Linked DNA regions of Homo sapiens: region 2 is linked to region 1. The links are chromatin contacts, found by Hi-C or POLR2A ChIA-PET in ENCODE. All regions are on one chromosome and are shown on one strand. Each heading gives the region's core, a stretch centred on a gene start or an enhancer-like site at or near the end of the contact. The rest is flanking DNA. Distances are from core to core; before and after follow the strand shown.

Region 1 (7,381 bases), core at 2,030-4,529:
ATCATTCATCAAGAGCAATGCTTGGGTGCTCTATTGCTGCACAAAAAATCACCCCAAAACCTAGTGGCTTAAAACCATAATTCATTAGTTTTCAAAAATCTGTGAGTCAATTGTATGATTCATCAGCTTCATGTGGTGTTGGCTAGGCCACCAGAATGACTGAAAGGCTTGAAATGGCCTCACTCACATAGCTGGCAGTTAGTGCTGGCTTCTGGCCATGCTGCCTGGGGAACTCAGCTAGGGCTATTGGCTGAGAGCTTTGGTTCTCTTCCATATGGGCCTCTCCCTGTGGCTGCTTGGGCTTCCTCAGAGTATGGCAGCTGACTTCCAAGAAGGAGTATGCACAGAAAGCAAACTGGAAGTTGCAAATCCCTTAAGGGTTAGCCTTGGAAATTATACAGCATCACCTCTGCTACATTCTATTGGTCAAAGGGGTTACAGGGCCAGTCCACATTCAAGGAGAAGGTAAACAGAATCCACCTCTTGATGTATGAGTGGTAAGATCACCTTGCAAAAGAGTGTGTGGGATGGGGGATATTATTGCAGCAGTCTTTGGAAGCACAATCTATCAAATGGACGTAGATGGGGGACTATACAATAGTATTTCTCCAAGTGCAGCAAGCCCCGCATCAGAATCATGGGAGCATTTGCTGAAAATGCAGACTGGGGCTGATTCTTGCACACTAACATTTGAGATCTGGTGAGCTGCAGAACAAAGCCCAAACTTCTTGGCCTACCACCAGTCCAGATCCTCACTTATCTTGTCTGACTTTATGCTCCAGTAACACTCGATTTCTTGGCATTCTCTTGCACATAATAAGCTATTTAACCTACAGATAGAGTTTGGATGTTTGTGCCGTCCAAATCTCATGTTGAAATGTGAGCCCTAATGTTGGAGTTGGGGCTGAGTAAGGGGTGTCTGGGTTGCAAACTGGATTGTGAACATCCTGAAGGTGGACCCCTCAGGAAAGGCTTTGTGCCCTCCCCGTGGTAATGAGTGAATCCTCGTTCTATGAGTTCATGCAAGAGCTGGTCGTTTGAAAGAGTCTGGTGCCTCCCTCACCTTTCACTTGCTCCTTCTCTCACCATTTGACATGCCTGTTTCCTCTTCGCCTTCCACCATGATTGTAAGCTTGCTGAGGCCCTTACCAGAAGCAGATGCCAGCACAATGCTTCTTGTACGGTCTGCAGAACTGTGAGCCAAAATAAACTTCTTTTCTTTATAAATTACCAGGTCTCTGGTATTCCTTTACAGCAAAGCAAAACAGATTAATATACCTACTAATCCACACCTTTGCCCATAACTGTGCCTTCTGCCTGGAATAACTTGACTCCTTTGCCTCATCAAGGATTTACTCATCTTTAAAGATTCAGTTTTATGTCACCTTTTTGGGGAAGTTTTCCTGACCTCCTCTTCTCCTATGGATTGGGGTAGGTGTTCCACATCCTGTGCAATTGTCCCCATTATAGCACTTGCCAACTTGTAATGTCATTGTTAATTTGTCTGTCCCCTTCACTGGATTGTGAACATCTTAGGCAGGGATATGTCAGATTCATCTCTGTCCTCTAAATCCTAAGTGTACTTAACTGAATTGGAAGTATGACAGTGTCACAGTGAATTCCTCTTTGGCCTAATGTTTCTTAAAGAATATGGTACTTAAAATATGCTTAAAGTTGCACTGTTTTCTTTCTGACAATTCTCAGCACAGCTAAGATGCTTGCAGCTACTTGTAACAAAATACCCAACTAAAAGTGGGTGTCTTAGTGTGCTTAGGCTGCCAAAACAAAATACCATAGACTGGGTGGCTTAAACAACAGAAATTTTCTCACAACTCTGGAGGCTGGAAAGTCCAAGATTAAGTGTCCAGCAGGGACCTAGTAAGGGCTCTGTTCCTGGCTTGCAGATGGCCACCTTCTTGCTGTGTACTCACACGGCCTTTTCTCAGTGTGTGCATGTGAGTGCATGAGATCAAGCTCTCTGGTGACCCTTCTTAAAAAGCACCAGTTCCATCAGACTAGAGCTTGGCCCTCATGACCTAATTGCCTCTCAAAGACCCCATCTCCAAATACCATCACACAGGGAATTAGGGCTTCAACATATGGACTTCAGGGGGATGAAAACATTCAGTCCATAACAGTGGGTTAACCATTTGATTTAATAATTTTAGAAAGCCAGCAACCTGCAGTCGGTGATTCTCCAGTGTGAGATAGGAGCTATTATTGTCTGGGGATCTTCCTTTCCTTCCTCCTAGCCCTCCTCACTCTGTCATCTTCTTACCCCAGGCTCACCTCCTCTTGTGCGTAAGATGGCTGTCGGGGCTTCAGGCATCATATCCTCAAAGTTCAGTTTGAAGTTATTAAGCTGGTGGGGCAGGATGGGTCTGGGATGGGCATGAGTAACTCCCTGTCTGCAGATCTGCCTTTTAACAGTGAGCAAATTGTTCCCTTTATATCTTCTTTTCCAGACCTGGGTCGCAGGCCTCCTGTCTACACCCAGAGCAATCACAGGCAAAGAGGCTTAATCACGAGCCACACACCCACTCCCAACTTAATCAGGGGTGAGGTGAGAGGGGATGAGCTGTTGGATATTCGAACCCAAACAAAATGAGCAAGGAAATAAATCTAGCCCAGAAAGCAAATGTCCTAAATGCCTCACCAAGATATTGGCTTGATGTTCATAGCAGTGATTTTTTAATCAACAGAAGTTAAATGTTACTCTTAACATAAACCATGGGCGGAAGCTCCGAGGGCGGCATCAGAACACTTGGTTGCCCTACAGATGGCAAGGGGGTGGGTTTGTGGCGGGGCGGCGGGGTGCGTATGGAGGGGGAGAGTGGAGGGAAGAATGGGGTGGGGAGGAATTGCTAAAATGCACGGAATTGCTCCTGCTTCAAGATGTCAAGACCGAGGGAGCTTGAGCTGTTCTATACCTTTTCCGGGAAGGACAACTGAGGTGGGAAATCATTTTTGATACTTGAATGTCTTCAAACTTCTTTTTACACCCCACGTCTCTGCAGTCAACCCGGTGTGACTATAGAGTGAAGCACGCTACGCATAATCCGTTTGGGGATTCCGAACCCCAGTGGCTCTGTACGCACCCAGGTCGCTGGAGCAGGAGGTCCCAGATCCCCGCTGTAAGGCTCCGTGGGCGAGCGCCCAGGTGGGGCTGGGCGAGGTGGGGGTTCCCGGCGCCGGCCCCGCGCGCCGCCCTCCCCGCCCCCGCTCCCGCCCCCCGACCCCCGCGCGCGCGGCCTTGTGGGTAACGCGGGGCCGCCAGGTGACAGCTAATGGCGGCGGCCGCCTGAGGCGGGCGGGCGGTATAGAGCGGGCGGCAGGAGGCAAGCAGCGAAACCTTCCCGGCCGCCGCTCCCGTCCCGACGGCGGCTTCCCCAAGGCGGCAGGACTCGGCGCGCCATGGACAGGCCGGCGGCGGCGGCGGCGGCGGGCTGCGAGGGCGGCGGGGGCCCGAACCCGGGGCCGGCGGGCGGCAGGAGGCCTCCTCGGGCCGCGGGGGGCGCCACCGCCGGCTCCCGGCAGCCCAGCGTGGAGACCCTGGACAGGTAAGCGGGGCCCGGGCTGCCCCGGCCTCCCGCGCCCCGACTCCCGAGGGCCCCGCGCGAGGCCAGCCCGCCCCCTCCCCGCGCGCTGCGCAGGGCCTGGCGGTGGCGGGGTGGGCGGCCCCTCTTCATCCCCTCTGGGCCCTCCTCCCCCCCACCCCCGGAAACCTCAGCGCCCCATCCGGGGACTGCTGCCCTCGGACCTGCTGCGGGCCGCGCACCTGGCTCACTTCCGCCCCGAGAGCCCCAGCTCCTGGAACCCCGGGAGGGGCTTCGCAGCTGTCAAACCACTTCCGGCGCCGCCACCTGCTGCCCTTGGCGATCGCTTGGCTGTCCCTGCCCAGGCCACCAATCCTCTTGGGAGGGAGATCCCACCCGGGCTCTCCTCTTCTAGCATCACCTTGCCTCGTGTGGTTTTAAGACCCCAATTCTGCTGTGGCTGCTTAGGGTCTTTGATGGGGGGTTGGGAGTGAGGACGGGGAGATGGGACCCCGCGGGCGTGGGAGCTGGTGCAGATCGAGGCAAAAATCTGAGATGGAAAACGTCCAAACTGCTCAGGAGGCAAGAAAACAGAACCATTTACTTTCAGTTCTTCACACTTTGAGGGAACCAGTTTATTGTTTTCATGAACACACAAGCAAGCCTACTGCTTCTGAGGCAGCTGCAGAACTAAGAGAAATCAGTTAGAAACATAAAGTGACCGTGTCGAACTGGGAGGGGCCACCGCCTCCTCCGACGACAAGAGATGGCCTATCGTGTAACCCGGAACATCCAGTTTTCCCACAACTTGGCCATTTCCCTGACACCAGAGTGCACTCAGGCAGCATGCACTGTTGGAATGTAGCTCAGTCAGTTTTACATGCCCATTCCTGCCTGTCTTGGTCATCCCATTGTGCCAAACTTTTGGGAGTTTCCAAAAGCACAGAAACAAGAAACATTCCCTTCACTTTTGTTTCTACCTCAGTGTAATTACAATATATTTTAATAAATTAATCACCCAAGTGGTTAGTGTCACTGAAAACCAGTCACAGCTAAGACAGCACTTGAAATGGTGAGGACTTCACTCATCTGCAAATATTCAACCACACACGAGGTCTGGGCGATTCAGAGAATAGCACAACACGGCTTTTGCTGCCTTACCATTTTGCTAGACTTACCATCTAGTGGAGAATACAAACCAACCAACAGTGGAAATCGAATGTGATAAATGAGATAGGTGGTAGAGGCGAACACAGAAGTACTCAGGATGGGCATGCATCAGAATCATTTAAGAAGCCAAAGGAGACCAGAATGTGTCACCCCCAAATATGCCTCATCTTCTGGTTTCCTTCAGAGATTTTGATGATCAGGGAAAGCCTGAGAAAGCTGACATTTGAGTAATGCCCCCAAAGAGGCGAGGGATCCAGCCATACAGATACCTGGGGGTGATAGTATTCTAGTCAGAGGCCTGTGCAAAGCCCCTGAGGTGAATGTGAGCCAAGTGTTCCTAGATCAGCGAGGAGACTAGGTGTCACTAGCAGGGAGGGAGCTAGGGAGAGACAAGTAAGGGATGACGTTAGAGAAGTCACAGAGCCAGATGGTGGAGAGCCTCAGAGGCCATGGGGAGCCACTGGGGACTTTGTGCAGAGGAGTGACATCATCTGTTGTAGATTTCAGTAGGCTCTCCATGGTGCTATGTGGACAATAGAGTGAAAGGGGAAGGAGCTGAAGCAGAGACTGTCAGTAGGAGGCTATTGTAGTAAGCCAAGTGAGATGGTGGTCCAGAGTGGAGCGGAGGAGGGGAGAAGTGGTCAGATACTACATGTAATTTGAAGACCTGCAGGGTAGAGCCAATGGGGTTTGCTGAAGATTGGTTGGTTGGTATGAGAGAAGAATCTGGGAGAATTCCAAAATTTTAGCTTGTGGGAAAATTGTGTTGCTGAGATGGAGAAGTCTTTCTAAGGTGGAGCAGGGTTAGAAAATAGCAGGCTCTTCGCTCTGGACATATCAATTTTGAGATGCCAATTATATGTCCCAGAATAGATGTCAAAGATATAGTTGATCTATCTGAGCCTGGAGTTCAGGGTTGTCTGGGCTGGAGATTCAAACTGGGGAGTCATGGGCTTATAGATGAGGCTTAAATTCATGAGGCAGGTGGAGTTCACAGAAGAATGATGGAGGTCTGGAAAAGGGAATTGGGCTAGGAATAGGGCTGGGTGGATTTTCAAGATGCTTACCAGGTAAGAGTGACCCGACATGGTGAGCATTCAGATGTGAGGGGGGAGTGCCGGGTGGACTCCAAGGCAAACCTCAGCTTTCTAGCGTGTGGGGGCCGGATAACTGGCTGTGCTGCGCCCTGAGTTAGGAAACACAGGAGCAGAGTAGGTTGCGGGGCTGAGCGGCTGATGCTGGTTTAGACAGGTTGAATTGGCAGGGTCTCTGGGCCAGACTAGTGGACAGGTCTTGTAGGAACATCAGCATTGAGATCAGGAGAGTCCAGGTTGGAGAAACAGAGCTGGGAGCCTCCAGCCTGTAAGTAGTTATTGACACCAGGAGTATAGAGGGCAATTGCACAGACTACAGAGAAGGGATGGGGGAGGAATCATGGCCTCCTTTCTCAGTTCTGTCAGCTCAACAAGCTCAGATTCACACTTTTCTTTGAAGAGTGACCTCTAGAATGGAACCTGGCTCTATGGGTGGGACTTGGCCATGTCCCTGGGACTATGGGGCCTTCACTTCTCTTCTGAATACTGTAATTAATAATGAGGAAGCTGTGGTCCTGTAAGAGGATGTGTCTTGCCAAAGATCATGGAGTTAGCTGGTGACAGAAGCAGGACTCATGTCCAGGCCTCCTGTCTGCTAACCCACTGTGCTTCACTGTGTGTAACTACATTGGCCAGGATGCTTCTGGTTGCAGGTGACAGAAACCACAGTTCAATCTAGCTTAAGGCAAATGAGATGCCCTGGCTCACAGAACTGCTCCAGACAGGAGGAGAGATGGCCACAGGCACAGTTGAGGTCAGGATTGCAAACAGTGTTGTCGGGACTCCCCATCTCTCTCTCCCTCTCTCTTTTATTTTCCCTCACTTTTTAATCGCTGTGAGTTCCTTAAGATGGTAGGGGTGGGGTGGGGTGGGGAGTGGCCTCCAGCAGCTCTGGATACAGATCCATGTATTTCAGGATCCAAGGGGAAAAGTCTGGGATTGGCTGGTCCTAGGTAACTCACCTACAAGTGGGAGCAGGTGGAGGAAGGGGTCAACCTTCTTCTCCGCTTTCCCCCACAGAAGCCTGTGTTGTGGGGAAGGGCAGTTCCCAAAGTAAAGAGGAAGGTCTTTATCAGAAGAAGGGGGAAGGCATGCCGGGCAGGCAGGTGGTAATAGCAGGTCACACTCATGCTCAGCAGTTGGGTTTCTGCAGTTTCTTCCTGTATTTGCAACTGGTGGGTGCTGACAGAAAAAGGCATTATGACAAGAAAAGTATGATATACGTGGGAATGAAAGTGACTTAACCTTTAAAAAGGAAACAAATCTCTCCCTTTTCTCTCCTTCTCCCCCTCAGGTCGAAATTGTGGTATATAGATTCCTGGCATGTGATAGGAATTTCTGCTCATTCAGTATTTTCAACCATACAGATAACCTCTGGTCTGTTTTGATCAGAGACTGCAATTTGGATCACTAGCACAGAACTTCAGTTTTCTTTCTTTTACTATTTGGGTCATTTTCCATATTGCCTGGGGATTCCAGGTGTTTCTGTCCTTCAGATATGTGAGTGTGGGTTTAATTAGTGATATGATTTTTTTTTTAAAGGCCTGAAACATTCTTTACAGTGAAAGCTACCTGCAAGGT
Region 2 (6,938 bases), core at 2,413-4,912, 2.2 Mb after region 1:
CCTGCTTGGAGTCAGCAGAGTCACCCAGCAAGTGTAAACCGGTTGAAGAGCTTAAGAGGATGAGGTGGCAGGGCGGGCCCCGGGAAGGAGGGGATTAGGGATCAAGCAGGAGCCCAGCCCTCCCCGCACATGAACCTGAGCACCCCAGCTTCTCTCCAGCTGGGCAGGGGCTCCATCCAGAGCAGCTGGAACCCCAGGTTCTAAGCCCAGCTCTGCCTCAGACTAGCTGTGTAATCCTGGCAACATCTTGTCCCTCTGTGGGCCTCTGTTTTCCCATTTGTACAACTGAAGTGTTGAGGTTGCCTGCCTGTCTTCAGTCCCCTCTAGCTGAGGACACTGCCTGGGGGAGCTTTGCGGCCTGACAGCTTTCAGGGCCCAACCCCTCTTTCTCCCCCTCTAGCCTGGTAACTCTTTTTGTTTTCTGTATTTTTTGTAGAGACGGGGTCTCACCATATCGCTCAGGCTGGTCTTGAACTCCTGAGCTCAAGCGGTCTTCTCTCCTTGGCCTCCCAAAATGCTGGGATTACAGGCGTGAGCCACTGTGCCCACCTCCTAGCCTGGGAACTCTGGGGCTAGATCACCTTGCTTGAGTTCTCTTCCCAGCCCTGGAGATCAGAATGGGGCCTCCCCTGGAGCTGAGGAGTGCTGCTGGCCAGTTCTTTCCCAGCAGCCACCTGCCGTGCTACCCATCTCATTGCTTAGATGCAGCCTCCCAGAGACGCTGCCTCCACGGCCTGCTTGTGAGCTATGGCTTCTCCAGCACAGGGCTCACCACCTGCTACTCCCTGCCTCTACCTTTCAGCCTCTTGCCTGCCCAGACAGCCCAGCCTGGCCCCACCCTGAAGCCCCTACCTCTCACTTAGAGCCTTGCTGAGGGCCTGCTTGTTGGTGGGAAGAGACTGTCCAGTCCCCTGGAGGTGGCACTGCTGCCTAAGCTGGAGGGACTTCAGGAGAACTCTGCCAGAGCCAGGGGGTGGGAGCTGGCCTGTCTTGGAGCTGCGGATGGGTGGAAAAGTGCAAGAGATGTGAATAGGAAAGGATAGGGCCAAGCTCAGGCCAGGTAGGGACAGAGCCCAGCCTGGAGGCAGGCAGCAGCCACCACAGCCTTGGCCTAGAACTTGAGGGAGGTCTAAGGGAAGGTTCATGAAGGAGATAATGTTACTGCTGAGAGAAAGTGGAGGCCACCTGGTGTCCCTGGGGAGGAAATGTCATTCCAAACAAAGGGAGCATCTTGTGCAGCGTCCTGGTGGTATTTGAGCACTTGGTCTATCTGGGTACATGTCATTTGGGCATGTCTGGTGCTTGAAGAGGCTGAAGAAGCCAGCAGGTGCCTGAAGCCTGGCTGAGGTGACTAGAGGTGCCCTGGCAGGCGTGGAAGTGGAAGACTGTTGGGGCAATGGACAGGTGGGCAGGGCAGGGCAGGGCAGTTACCATTCAAGTCAAACCCGTTTGCAGGCAAGATCAGCTGCAGGGCCTGGCAGCCTGGCAGGGAGGGAGGGGTTCAGGGAAGGCTGATCTCTTTGGCTGGAGCAGTCGTGACAGATCGGGCCTGGGCAGAGACTGAGTCACCTGGGACATGGGAAGAGCTTGAGGCCCTGGGGCGGCCCAGCCTGGGGCAGTCCTCACTTGCTGGCCGTGCCGTTGGACACCACATTTGCTCATGCTCTCCAGCTGGGCCCCCCACCCCTGACTCAGGGCTCTTGAACAAGTTTGCCTTTTCCCTCTTCCTTGCCCTACATCTCACCCATCATGATGTCTTCTACCTTCTACCCTTTCAAACTAGGGGCTCTTGAAGAGGACTGGGACCCAGACAAAGAGTATGACACAGCCTAAGTCATACAGTAAACATGTTTAGGAGGTAAGATGCCAAGCCAAATCCATGGCCACCAGTAGCCACAGTGGAGGAGGGGAGGTGTTAGTTGCTGGCCACCAGACAGGGGCATACAATATTGGAAGCAGAAAAATGCTTGTTGGCAAGAGACGGACATGAACAGAAGTGACTTTATATACAACCCCCTAAGCACACACAGGGTCGCCTTCTCCCTATCTCATGAACCCCAAGAAGAAAAGGATGAGGACAGCTTCCACAGCCTCACTCACCCATCCATCACTTCCTTCTGCAAATTCTTCGGATGCCCTGTGCTGGTCTCCGTGACCCAGTGATGAATCAGAAGGGGCCCTGCCCTCCCAGAGCTCAGGATCTAGAACAATAGAGGGTGACAGCCACTATGCTGGATTGATGTCATCTGAGGGAACTAAGGGGTGCACAGAAGGAAGTGATCAGCTCGACTGGGTGGCAGGCAGGGGAGGCTTTCCGGACACTGGGTGGAGGCTTGAAGAATGACTAAGAGCTCACTAGCCCGACGGGGATGAAGAGCATTTTAGGGAGTCCGAGGAGCAGGAGCAAACACCCCAAGGTGAGCGCCATGTGATGTATTCAGAAGGCAATGGAAAAAGGCCAGTGTGGCTGTAATGTATTGAACAAAGGGAAGAGTGGCTGGACCTGCAGGGATAGGTCGTCTCAAGGAGTCTGGCTTTTACCCTGAGAGCAATGGGAAGCCATGGAGGAGTTGCAAGCAGGAGAGCACCTGATCATATTGACACACGTGAACTTTTAACCTGACCTCCGTGTAGAGACTGAGGGAAAGGAAGGCAAGACCAGAGGCAGGGGGACACCAGCAAGGAGGCTGGTCTTCGGGGCCAGGTCTGGACTAGGGTGGTGGCAGCAGGCACAGGGAGAAGTGGGTGGACTGGAGGGCCATGGAAACACCACATTGGCAGGCCTTGATGAAGGAGAAGCAGCTGGTCCATTCTTTTGAGCCTACCACCCTGGTAGGCCAACTCCTGGCCAAGTCCATGCCATTTCTTGGGCTGGCTTAATTGTCTCCCTGTTTGGGAGGCCGTGGGGTGAGGGGTCTTTCCTCCATGCTCTCTCCATCCTTAGCCCCAGCCCAGGGCCTTGCACACAATAAAGCACTCGGTGAGCACCAACGCGTGACACAGGTACATCAAACCGCATTGGCTCTGGGAGTCTGGCTGTATCTCGTCGCCCAGCCTGGGAGATAGCCCCGTTTGCTGTGCCTTGTGAGCCCCGGGTCCGTCCCAGGATGGCCTTCCACGATGAGCGGCTCCCTCACTCTTCTCCTCCTTTCCTGCCTGCAGGACTTCCTGGATGATCTCAGCCGCCAGCCCCCCGCCCCCCTCCCCGCCCCTGTCTGGGATCTCCATCTGTAAAATGGATCTAGGAACGGTAGTTCTCGACTGAATTAACCCGACAGCATCTGTGGAAGTCGTTGGCCCTGTGCCGGGGCCAGATCGCGCAACTAGGAGCGGGGGCCCTTCACGTGGCGGAGGCTTCCCGGCCTGGGGGCCACGGGCCCGGAGGAATTTGCCTGGAAGTTTTCCATCACGGCAGAGCCTTCTGGAGCTCGCCCCGTGCTCGACAAGGGGAGCCCCAGACTTGATTTCTCCAGCAGCCCCGCGGGGCGGGGCCGAGAAGGGGCGGGCGGGCGGAGGACGCTGGCGGGAGAATGTGCGGAATGTGCCAGGCGCCTCTACCTACCCCAGGAGGGGCAGAGGAAGGGGCCGGCCGAGGGGAGGGGCGAGGGGCGAGGCTCCGGGCGGCCGGAGAAAACCTGTTTGTTCTCCTGCGGGCGGAGCCCAGTCCGCGCCTCCTCGCCTCCCTGCGCGCTCCCCGCTGTGCACCGCGCCCCGCGCCCCGCGCCTGCCTCCCCGGCCCGGCCCGGCCCGGCCGGGCGCCGTCCACCCGAGGGAGCCCGCGCCCTGCGACTGCCCGACCCTCCACCCGCCCCACGAGCCGGGCACCGGTGCCAGGTAGGGCTGTCGAGTCGCCATTGGATGCGGCCCTGCTTGGAGGCAGTGGGGGGCACCCAGTCCGTGCCCAGCTGGGGACAAGTCAGGGCCTCAGTTTCCCCATCCATAACCCTTACCAGCTCCAAGCATCTCTCTTCGGGTTCCCCCCGGGAGTCAGTGGATTTCTGGTTTTCGCTGTGAGTGAAAAGACTGACAGGCAGAGGAGGCCAGCGTCCCCTACAGAGGCAAGTGTCCCCCTTGCCAGCCTGATCCCTCTGTCTTGCCCTTTAGGAAAGACACGGTTTAATTGTTAGTAAACGGCGAGGGGCCAGGATGCTCTGAGAGTTGACTGCAGGCCTTTAAGAATCAGGGAATCTCATATCCCTCCGTCCCCCTGTGCCCATTTTATAGATGAGGAAACTGAGACCCAGAGGCTGGCTCACCCAGAGGATCCCCTCAATCGCCCTGGGGCCTGTGAGGTGCATGTGCTGGGTACAGGGCAATCTTGGGGAGGGCCATGAGGATGGTGGCTGCTCACACTCAGACAGAAGGCGCCGAATCAGGTGTCACTGGGTGTTATCGACAGGATCGGCACTGCACCAGCTCTGTGGCTGGATTGTTTTGATGGGGGCAGAGGGAGCCAAGAGTCTGTCCTCTTTGGAAAGGCAGAGGGATACCTTGCCTTACAAAAAGGCCGAAAGCTCAGGTGCTCCTGCCTGATCTGCCACTTCTGAGCTGGGGACACCTGGGTACTCTGTCGGTTTAAGGGGGTGACACGTCAAGCTGCCTCCCACCCAGGGCTGCTGGGGACTCAGATAAAGTAGGTGGTGGGTGTGTCCCGGCTTTGGGACATCTGAGGCATGGTAGGAGTTGTGTTCTTGCTGAGCCGTCGGCACGAAGCCTTGGCATCATGGGAGGCCCCAAAGCTGTGAGCCCCGAGAGAGGGCCTCTCACACCCCATCCAGCAGTGCTTGAGGCTTCAGTACCTGGACTAAGTCCTGCCTTGGTCTCATGGCCCTTCAGACTTCTGGCTGTCGTACCTGGCTGGGGGCGGGAGGCAGGGGTGCACAGGTTGATAGGCCTGAACAGAGCTGCAGAGGTCCTGCCTTCCCAGGGCCTCCGCTCCTCATCTGAAAAACAAGGGGCAGCTCAGAGGCCAGCAAGTGGCCAAGACACAGATGCACAGATGAGGGGCCAGCCTTCTGGCAGGCCTTGGTGCCTCCGCTGTTCCCCTCATCGCTCCCAGGCCACTTCAGGATGGGAAGGAACAGATCCCTCTCACCTGCCCCTCCTTCCAGCAATTCCCAGCCCCTGGCTGGATGCTGTGCATTCAGCCGTGTGGAGCTGATGGAAGGCACTCAGTGCAGGGCCAGACACGCAGCAGGTGCTCAAGATCTGTTCATTTCCATCCTCTGGACACTCATGACTCAAGCAACAGAGGTGGCCCAGGACCACTTAGGATGTTGCAGCTCCGAGTAGCATGAAAACATTAGGGGTTCCTCAGTCCTGGAGCAGCGAGGCACCCCTGGCTGGGAAGATCAGGGAAGGCTTCCTGGAGGCGAAGGGCTTGGAAGCAGGAGGAGGAGCTCGGCAGCCACCAGGTCAAGGCCCGCACGTCCTTTGGAGCTGCTGGAGTCTAACCTCCCCGTTACTCCTGAAAGATCATAAACCACTTCTTGCTGAGCTCCTGCATATGGGGGCCCACAGAGAAATCAGCTCCATGCCTTGCCCTGAGGAGTGACAGAGAGGCCATCTGTCAGTAAGAAGTTGCCATCTGAATCCAAATGGCAGCAGTGCTTGTCCACCTCACTTCCTGCTCAGCTCAAGTCCAGACTCCAGAAAAAGCCTTTCCCACGTGAGGCCAGTGATGCCAGGGGCAGCCAGCGCCTCAGCTCAGCCTCCCTCAGCCTGACTTGTGCTCCTTGTCTTCCTGCCCAGTGTCCCCAAGGCCTCCTGAGATCTGGCAGGGCAGGGACTCTGGGTCCCTAGCACTGGGCCCAGGACCTGGCCACGATAGGCATCGGCACTTGTTCCCTGAACTGTCTTCAGTTGCATGCCAAGCAAACTCCCCCAATTCTGGCTCGGTGCATTCTGGAAGCCAGAAGCCTGCCTTCCTCCTTCCCTACTCAAGCTTCCACAGGTGACTGCCCCCTTTGGTGCGGGTTTTGCTTCAAGCCACAACTTATAAGGTGCCAGGTCACATGTAACACAAGCTTTCCTTCTGTTGCTGAGCCCTGAGGCTGCCCCCACTGCCAGTCCCTGGCGGCATGGGACAGGACCAGTGCCAGAGAGGAGAGCTGCTCTCCAGTGCGGCAACCCCTTGCAGTCCGGGCCTTTGGGCTCTCATGTTTAGGGTCAGTCCAGGGACTTTGCATTCGTTACCACTGTGCCCATAGTGAACCGGCTGATGCCAAGACAAGGGCAGTGCCATCAGGGGACCAGTCCCTGAGAGATGCTCAGGAGAGGTTGCCATCATTGCTTCCAAAGGCCGGGAAGAGGAGGAGGGGCTGAACTGTCCCACACCTGGTCAGGTGTGTGGCAGGTGAGGGTGGCACCTTCATAGCCTAGTGGTTAAGAGAATGGCTCAGAGGTCAGCCTGGGTTCAAACCCCAGCTCAGCCACCATCCAGTTGTGCAAAGTTCGGCCCTTCATGCAACCCCTTGAGGCCTCTGTTTTCTCACCAGTACTGAAGGGTGGCTAAAGCCAGGAGCACCTGCTGCACTGGGTGCCTGCAAGTGCTAGGTTCCTGGCACAGAGGTGCTCTGTCACGGAAGGTAGCTGAGCCAGGACTATGGTGCCCTCCTTCAGGGCTGTGGTGGCAAGGAGTGAAGTGGGACTAGGTGGAGAGAGAGATGCTGACTGGGATGTGGGCCCCTACCTGAGGAAAACAGTTTAGAAATTACTGCTGATGATGCAAACAGTATCTACCCACATTTAAAGTGACTCACTAAAGAACACTTAATTCTTAGGGTGATTTCTCATGCCTACTAAAGTCTGACTCGCTTTCTTTTTTGTTTTCACTTTTTTTTTTTTTTTTTGTTAGAGCTGGGGTCTCGCCTTGTCACCCAGGCTGGTGTACAGTGGCTAGTCACAGGCATGATCATAGCACACCGCAGCCTCCAACT

Evidence for each region. Hi-C counts contacts between places; a loop is a spot of excess contacts on that map. ChIA-PET counts read pairs that join two places held with the same protein, here RNA polymerase II (POLR2A).
Region 2: a loop to region 1 is called in a map of PC-9, with 17 times the contacts of the local background. The contact joins the promoter of ZNF185 here to the promoter of MTMR1 in region 1. A Hi-C loop is called at or near these places in 1 of 168 maps with a recorded cell type or tissue (PC-9). POLR2A ChIA-PET finds 5 or more read pairs at or near these places in 1 of 52 experiments (BJ).

What each region holds. Positions count from the first base shown.
Region 1 is chrX:150,690,117-150,697,497 of GRCh38, forward strand. It overlaps MTMR1 (myotubularin related protein 1), which reads left to right and starts at 3,280. Exons shown (of 16, transcript NM_001306144.3): 1 at 3,280-3,560. The coding sequence starts at 3,415. RefSeq lists silencers at 3,211-3,280, 3,591-3,730 and enhancers at 4,624-4,723, 4,744-4,823.
Region 2 is chrX:152,894,405-152,901,342 of GRCh38, forward strand. It overlaps ZNF185 (zinc finger protein 185 with LIM domain), which reads left to right and starts at 3,663. Exons shown (of 25, transcript NM_001395254.1): 1 at 3,663-3,834. RefSeq lists an enhancer at 2,915-3,415.